3 separate regions of the Homo sapiens genome follow, and regions 2 and 3 are each linked to region 1. Evidence: chromatin contacts called from ENCODE Hi-C or POLR2A ChIA-PET data. All regions are on one chromosome and are shown on one strand. The core of a region is the stretch at or near the end of the contact, and the rest is flanking DNA. Distances in the headings are between cores, read along the strand shown.

Region 1 (2,700 bases), core at 11-2,510:
GATCGTTCTGATCAAAGGTTTTGGAACAGAAATGAATTAATGATTTTTTTGTATAATATCCAACATGTCCACTATCAAATACATTTAGTATGAAAAAACAGATGAAGAAAAGGAACATACATTAGGACAAAGTATCTGGTTAAAATGCTGTTCATTTAAATAAAGCCCACTCTCCTTACTTTAGAGCTCCTTGGTGAAATGGAGGTGAGTTTGATGGAGTGCAGTTGATGACCACTGAAAAACACGAGCCCTTTCAACAATGTTGCAACACTGTTAGTTTTTGGTTTAAACACACACACACACTCACAAATGCTAAGTGTACACTACCAAATTCTGCGGTCAGCTTTTCCAAGAACTACTGGGGAAAGTTTCAATGCTGCAAATCCTCGAGGTTGCCCTAACACCCCCACCTTGTTTCCAAATGACTCATTTCACATTTTGTTTTGAGCACTGGCAGTATCCCTTTACAATGCAGAGGTGCAGTGTAGCACAAGTGCTACATAGCTGTAGTTTTCAAACAAAACCACTTATATCATTGTGCTTAAGTGGAGACTGTAGTTACAATACTGACATTCGCTTACTGGCCTTGTATTCTCTGTAAACAAGGAGGCTGTTTGCAACAACCACTTCAACTCTATTTACAGAAGGGTTCCCACGGTATACACACAGGCACAAGGGTTGGTATGCTTTCTAAAAGCTGTGCATGTGCCTTGGTCTCTTAAAAAGACAGTGCCCAAAGTGGAACCTATGTGCAAACAACAAATTAACGACACAGAGTAGCTCAAGCAGCCATTTTGCTCCCAAGTCGTCTGAAGAACTTTGCCAGATTAAGCCAGGCCCCAGAGTGCTTACATCCACTTGCATTTCTTCTTTTCATCAAATAAGACTTTTACATGCAAGAGTTGTTTCTGAGCTTCTTCCAGCCCTCGTTCTCTTTCTAGTTTATTTAGAATCTGTTGACAATTAGAACAGTTATTTTAGATATTGTGGTTTTAGCGTTACAATTCTGTTTTTTGCATACCTGATGCTGTGAGTGGTAAAATCTGTATGAAACAGATGCCAACATTTTCTTCCATCATTTACATACTCACTTTGCAAGTTGTTTTGCTAAGTCCTTATCACAGGATCAACAATACCTTGGCTTAAAATAGAAGCTCGCAAGAAATACCAACTATTTGCTTACAAATATGGGGCCAGGCTTCCTAGGCCCTGCTTTATGCATTATGTCACAGCCATTCCAAGCACAGCAAGCATTCCTGGGCAGCCAACATGCAGGCAAGTATTTCTCCTTAAATGCAGCAGGCAGGGACATCCTGGTCAGAGACAGATCCTTCCCTTCCCTCCCATCTGGGCAGTGTAGTCCCTCCTCGTGCTTCCCTTCTCTCCCCTGACCCCTGGAACGAGGGATGCTTATCATGTTTAAGAACTCATTGCCTCTACCCTACCTTAGAGCTTCACTTCATCTTCAAGTAGCAAATGGAATTGGTGAGCTATTCTCACCATTGACATGGATAGCCTGTCCCAGCATGATTGGGGGGGAATCAGGGAAGGGGGAGTTAACATTTGTTTGGAAACAAAGCATCTGATGAATGTGTCTGTTTGAATTTCCAAAGAAAAAAACCCAGATTAAGGAGAATTAATCATAAAGGAGAATGGTTTATTGAAATAGTCGCTTAAGTTAGAAATATGTCATAATTTCATATAACGATTGAATACAGAATCTAGGCAATTTAACAAGCTTAGCTTTCATTTTTAGCAAATTACAATCAAGCATAAGCTGACCCCATTTAATAGGGCCACTACTTACTCATCAAAGTTAACTTGAGTCAGGGTGGCTGTAGGCCCCATGAACTCAAATGTAAATTCAGGCTGGTCCAAATGTGGGCAGCATGATAAAACTGTAAGGGGGGCAGCCATGTACAGGGTCTGGCTCAGTGCCAGGATCCCCCATCTCAGACAGGCTTCCTGGCTTCCCTTTCTGGCCTTTTGGGATGCCAGAGCTGTTCTGAAACTGACAGAATGCTATAACCACATCCTTGTGCCTGATTCAAAGGTTAAAAACAATGTTATTTAAAATCTTACCTCATCAAAATATTTTACGATGTATTTGTAAATTTCTGTCAAGGCCACTTCTTCATTAAATTCATTTTCATGTTTCTAAAAGAAAGACTTGTTGAGAGATTCTGAAATGACGTAAAGTAACCAAATATAAGCTTATTTCTGCTTTCTAATGATACCTTAGATTCCTGAGTTAAAAATTCTTCCATTTCTGAGGATGACAATGGAGGCAAATCCCTGATTGCTTTGTAATAAGATTTTACTTCTTCTTTGTAGGTTGGGATATCCTTGGCATAGAGAAGCTTATTAGTTGGTGCTTCCTGGGGAAAAAAAAAAAAAAAAAGCAACCATCACCAAAAGAGTAAAAAAAAAAAAAAAAAAAGATGGAGGAATTTATAATATTCCAATGTAGCTGAACCCCCACCACCAACCAGTTTTACCTCTTGCTAACAAGGCTTCATGCAGTAGGCCTTAAATGTTGTTGACTGAATGACTGACTGCTATCTAGATAGTTCTGGTGAGTCACTGTTATTTTCAGGCAGATTAAATGCTAATATATTCTGCCTTCCTCTCATAAAAGAACTAAAATTATTATTTTTGCATGATTTTGAGTTACTGTAACAATGGAACTTATTTCAATCA
Region 2 (2,700 bases), core at 58-2,557, 510 kb before region 1:
AATAATTGGTTAGTTTAGACTATTTCAGCATTTCCAACACCTAGATTCTAGTAGATATTCCTTGAAAAAGGTGTTAGCAGTGGTGAGTCCATACAGGTCTGCAGCAACCTCAATTCTTCCCTCTTCAGAAGAAAATATTTGACACAGAGACCAAGGCAAGTTTTAGAGGAATGAAAGTTTATTCAAAAGCTTTACAGCAGGAATGAAAGGAAGTGAACTTGGAAGAGGGCCAAGGGGGTGACTGGAGAGATCAAGTGCATGGATTCCCCATTGACTTGGGATTTTATATGTTGTCATATTTCCAGGAGCTTGTGTCCCTTGTCTCCTGATTCTTCCCTTGGGTGGGCTCTCCGCATCCGCAGTGGCTGCCAGCACTTAGGAGTGATGCATGCACGGTATGTTTACTGGAGTTGTACGCATGCTCACTCGAGGCATTCTTCTCTTACCAGTTGAATGTTCCTAGAAGGTCATATACCAGTTAAACTTTGCCATTTTGCCTCTTTTTTGCTTGAGCCCACTGGCCCAACTCCTGAGATCTTATCAGGAAACTGCTGATTCCCAGCTTCAGGTGTTTCTATCTATTGGGAGACTGCCTTTCTCTGGTGCTGGCTGTGACCAATTATTATTTTATTTTATTTTATTCTTTTATTTAGATTCTCGCTCTGTAGCCTAGGCTGGAGTGCAGTGGTGCGATCTCGGCTCACTGCAACCTCCGCCTCCCAGGTTCAAGCGATTCTCCTGCCTCAGGCTCCCGGGGAAGCTGGGATTACAGGTGCCCGCAACCATGCCCTGCCAATTTTTGTATTTTTATTAGAGATGGGGTTTCACTGTGTTGGCCAAGCTGGTCTCAAACTCCAGACCTCAAGAGATCCGCCTGCCTCAGCCTCCCAAAGTGCTGGGATTACAGGTGTGAGCCACCGTGCCCGGCCCAATTATTATTTTAGAGAGACAGTTAACAACTGCCTGACCTCAGTGGTTGCCTGACACTCCTGGAGTGGGGCAGGGGAGCCCTCTTCTGCCCTGCTCAGGTCTAACTAGCTACCTACTATCACAAAAGGAGTCTGGTTAAAAAGGTATTGTGGCAAAAGGGAGTATAGTATGGGTTCCCCAACCTTACTTGGCCGCAACACCTTTGTGTGGCTGAGCATCTTGGGATCAGCAGCCTGCAGGACACTGGAAATTGCTGGACTGAAGGTCAGTGATCTGAGAGACAGGAAAGTACCCGCAGCGAGACAGTGCGAAGAGAGCAATTTTAGAAATACTTCTGCTTTTGTTTCTCAGTTTTTGTTTCTCGGTGCTTATTTTTAACCTAAGTAGTAGTCATTTGAAGCTCTCAGAAGCTCATGGGCTCTTATCAGATGAAAGTACCCCAGACCTTGCAGGATTAGGAACATCATCTGGCCTGAACAGAAGGTAAAATTGCTGTCTGATTTTCTTTTTAGAGAAACCTGTTAGTGAAGCTGGCGATTCAGTTCTTTCTGGTATACATTTAGGACCTGTTAAATATATATTCTGCCTCAAGGGGAAATCATATTCTAAAAAGTAAACAATTCATAGGCAATTCTTGTACCTTGAGAATCCATTAATGGCTTTCAGAAGGCAAATTTTGTTGTCAAGGGGACAGGTTATATGGGCAACTTGCTTCTATTAATACTTTTCTGGGCAGATTAACTAAATGAACTAATATTTAACTTGGTCTAATAGAATGTTAGCCAGAACAGTGCCTGGTAACAACAACAATAATACTAGCTAACATTTCTTAAGTGGTCACTATGTCCCATAACTATTATACATGTGTTAACTAATTTAATCCTCACAAAAATGCAATGAGGTAGCTGTTATTTTTACTCCCACTTTATAAATGAGAAAATATAGTAATATAGCATATTTTACATATATACAGTAATATTGTAGCAGGACGAGCTGCAGACAAAACCCCTCAGACACCGAGTTAAGGAAGGGCTTTATTCGGCTGGGAGCGTCGGCAAGACTCACGTCTCCAACAACTGAGCTCCCCAAGTGAGCAATTCCTGTCCCTTTTAAGGGCTTACAACTCTAAGGGGGTCCGCGTGAGAGGATCGTGATCGATTGAGCAAGCTGGGAGTACGTGACTGGGGGCTGCATGCACTGGTAATCAGAACGGAACAGGACAGGGATTTTCACAATGCTTTTCCATATAATGTCTGGAATCTATAGATGACATAACCGCTTAGGTTAGGGGTCGATCTTTAACTACCAGGCCCAGGGCTCAGCGCTGGGCTGTCTGCCTGTGGATTTCATTTCTGCCTTTTAGTTTTTACTTCTTTATTTGGAGGCAGAAATTGGGTGTAAGACAATATGAGGGGTGGTCTCCTCCCTTAATATAGCATAATAGTGAGGCTAGAACCAGTGATTGGCTCTGTATTCATAAGAGTGAGTAACAAAGCAAAGCAGATTTTACAGTAAGTTCTTTCTTTTTTTTTTTTTTTTTTTTTTTTTTTTGAGACAGTCTCGCTCTGTGATCCAAGCTGGAGTGCAGTGGTGCGATCTAGGCTCATGGCCCGCCTCCCAGGTTCAAGCAATTCTTGTGCCTCAGCCTCCTAAGTAGGTGGGGTTCCAGGCCCCAGCCACCACACCCGGCTAATCTTTGTATTTTTAGCAGAGATGGGTTTTCACTATGTTGGCCAGGCTGGTCTTGAACTCCTGGCCTCAAGTGATTTG
Region 3 (2,700 bases), core at 45-2,544, 570 kb before region 1:
AAAATCCTGCCTCTACTAAAAATATAAAAAATTAGCTGGGTGTGGTGGTGGGTGCCTGTAGTCCCAGCTACTTGGGAGACTGAAGTGGGAGAATTGCTCAAACCCAGGAGGCAGAAGTAGCAGTGAGCCGAGATCGCGCCACTGCACTCCAGACTGGGCACGACAGAGCAAGACTCCGTCTCAAAGAAAAGAAAAAAAAAAAAAGAACATTAAATTGATTAGATATCACATTTGCAAAGCAAAGAGTATTAATTAGAAGGAGCAGGAAGAGGTAATGTTGTAGAAAGCAGCACAAGTAGTGTTAAAACAAGGCGCTGTGGTGAGATCACACAAACCAATGAAGTGGCTAACACTGTATCTCCAGGTTAAGATTTCTTACAATGCTGAGCAAGAATACTGATACTCTAATACTCACATAGTAATACTCTAAATCTTGAACTTTACTTCTGGCTAGGCCTTTAATGCATCTATTTAGTCCAAGTTGTCATTTTACTGATGAGGAAGCTAAGGCTCTGAGATGTCAAGTGACTAATCTATGACAAAAGCTCACGTTTTTACTTCCAGGAACACCTTTACACAGTTGCACCTTTTCTATGAAGCAGAGGAGGGCAGTATTGCATGGGCATTAAGTGAGAGGGTCCTCGTGTCAGACTGCCTGAGTTGAAATCCAGGCTGTGCCACTAACAAGCTGTATGATCTCGGGCAAATGACCTGCCCTCTCTGAGCTCGAGTATCTCCCTCTAAAAAAACCATAATATCCCAGTACGTACTTCATAGAGTTGTGTGGATTGAAATGATAAGACAGGTATGGCTCAGAAGTACACTTACTAACATTGTTATTTTCCCAAAGAAAGGCAAAAACATAAAAGCTCAATCAGAAGAGATTATATATCCAGGGAGGAAAAAACCCACTGCATACAGATCATAAGATAAAGTAAAAAAGGGACATAGCAAGTGTCATTAATTGTCGTTTCTTACATTTCCCCCTCACACATCAGTCACTCCTCCCCCTATCTGTGCTGATAGGCACCAAAGAGAAATCCAGACAAAATGTTTTTATTCATTAGATCATTAAGGTACTTCGTGTAATATTACGGTCTCTATAGTGCTGCTGACAATCAATGTTAGAAAATTATAAAGGTATTTCTTTGGCAGTGGTGATCTGCCAGAATAACTGGCATAAAGGCAATGCCAAAGCTGAAACACTCATGAGAAGTGTTTACCCGGCACAAGCCTTTGCATTCCCACTGCTGTCTGCCTGCATACCTGTCACAGCCGCTTTGGAAACACAAGCGTCCTTGGATGCTTTTCAAAGGATCCTCTGACAAACAAGAGATATTTTTTTCTACACAAAATTCAGGCTGCCTTGAGTTCCGTGCTATTTGATTTACTTTGTTCAGCAGTCGAAGCAGAATAAAATCAGATTTCTTCCTGGAAGACCTTCCCACATCATTCCATCCTGTTCTTGCGGATTTAGATCCTGCATTCTGAGCTCAAGGGTGTGCAGCGTTTTCATGATCTGGGGAATACATTTTTCCCCCTTCTCATTTTTTTCCCGCAGAAGCATTAGCATTTGGGGATGGGCTCCCGTGTTGTTTGGAAAAGTTGGGGTGGAGGTCGATTGTGAAGAGAAAGCTGTGCACACAGGGGACTGCTAGGAAAACCCGTGGGTTTCGCTGGAATGGGGATGCTGACCTCTTCCCCTGCCGAGCTCCTTCACCTGAATGAGACCAGACGGTCTCTGTTCCACGGTGTTTCCTCCAGCCCCGGGTGGATCTGCTGTTTACCGCTCTTAACTCTCTTCCCACCCCTCCTCGGAAAGCTTTATGAATGCTCAGGACTTTCAAAAAACAATCGCAGAATCTAAAGAATGGTAAAGGGCCGACGCACTGGCTCACACCTCTCATCCCAGCACTTTGGGAGGCCGAGGCTGGAGGGTCGCTTGAGGCCAGGAGTTCGAGACCAGCCTGGGCAAAATGGCGAGACACCAGTCTCTACAAAAGAATAAAAATACAAAAATTAGCCGGGCGTAGTGGAGCACTCGCCTGTGGTCCCAGCTACTGGGAAGGCTGAGGCGGGAGGATCGCTTGAGCCTGGGAGAATCGCAAGGCTGCAGTGAGCCGAAATCGCGCCCCTGCGCTCAGCCTGGGGGACAGAGCGAGACCCTGTCTGAAAAATTAAAAAGAAAACGAAGAGTAGGAACGGACATTAGCGGGCCACCTTCCCATCCCATGGGGAGAATTTTAAGGTGGTACTTTTAAGGCGGGTGAGAATTGCCATCTGCGCTCTCCGCCAATCCACTCTTGCTCCGCAAACTTGGGGTCCCTGTAGGGTGGGCCCAGCTTTCACCCCAAAGCTTCTCCAGCTCAGTTCTGGGGGCCGCGGGGCAGGCATCGGAGACTCGCTCCGCTCCTGGTGGGGCCAGAACTCGAGGAAGAGGAGAGGGGCGAAGCGGCCCGAGGAGGCGGGGACGCTGCGACGGCGGCAGAAAGGCCCCGGGGCCCCGGAGCTCCGCGAGCTCAGTGCGCCCTTGGCCGGCTCCGCGCCTCCGCCGCAGCCCGGGAGAGCCCCGGGGACCCCGCGGCCAGCGCTACCCCGCCCCGCCCCCGCCGGCTTGGCGGCCGCGGCGCAGGCGTGTGCAGGAGGGGGCAGCGCGGAGCTCCCGGCCGGCCGAGCGTCGCCGCCGGCCCAGCCCTTCTC

Evidence for each region. A loop is a pair of places that touch in the nucleus more often than their neighbours do. ChIA-PET counts read pairs that join two places held with the same protein, here RNA polymerase II (POLR2A). Pooled maps may share reads with other maps.
Region 2: a loop to region 1 is called in a map with no recorded cell type, with 6 times the contacts of the local background. The contact joins two enhancer-like sites. A Hi-C loop is called at or near these places in 6 of 37 single-sample maps with no recorded cell type and 4 of 50 pooled maps.
Region 3: a loop to region 1 is called in a map with no recorded cell type, with 3 times the contacts of the local background. The contact joins two enhancer-like sites. A Hi-C loop is called at or near these places in 3 of 37 single-sample maps with no recorded cell type and 4 of 50 pooled maps. POLR2A ChIA-PET finds 5 or more read pairs at or near these places in 1 of 52 experiments (BJ).

The regions. Positions count from the first base shown.
Region 1 is chr12:94,303,434-94,306,133 of GRCh38, reverse strand. It overlaps PLXNC1 (plexin C1), which reads right to left. Exons shown (of 31, transcript NM_005761.3): 29 at 2,238-2,378; 30 at 2,083-2,157; 31 at 1-953. The coding sequence ends at 849. It also overlaps a transcript of CEP83 not described here. Among named protein-coding and RNA genes, the nearest start is that of PLXNC1-AS1, 130 kb to the right of the region's middle. RefSeq lists a silencer at 207-306 and an enhancer at 921-1,800. Within about 2 kb of position 1,260, at least 3 of the 41 ENCODE cell types and tissues checked have a DNase peak (open chromatin) inside an H3K27ac peak, as active enhancers do.
Region 2 is chr12:94,816,803-94,819,502 of GRCh38, reverse strand. No RefSeq gene overlaps it. Among named protein-coding and RNA genes, the nearest start is that of MIR492, 16 kb to the left of the region's middle. RefSeq lists an enhancer at 943-1,462. Within about 2 kb of position 1,307, at least 3 of the 41 ENCODE cell types and tissues checked have a DNase peak (open chromatin) inside an H3K27ac peak, as active enhancers do.
Region 3 is chr12:94,873,690-94,876,389 of GRCh38, reverse strand. No RefSeq gene overlaps it. Among named protein-coding and RNA genes, the nearest start is that of MIR492, 41 kb to the right of the region's middle. RefSeq lists silencers at 2,356-2,455, 2,466-2,700. Within about 2 kb of position 1,294, at least 3 of the 41 ENCODE cell types and tissues checked have a DNase peak (open chromatin) inside an H3K27ac peak, as active enhancers do.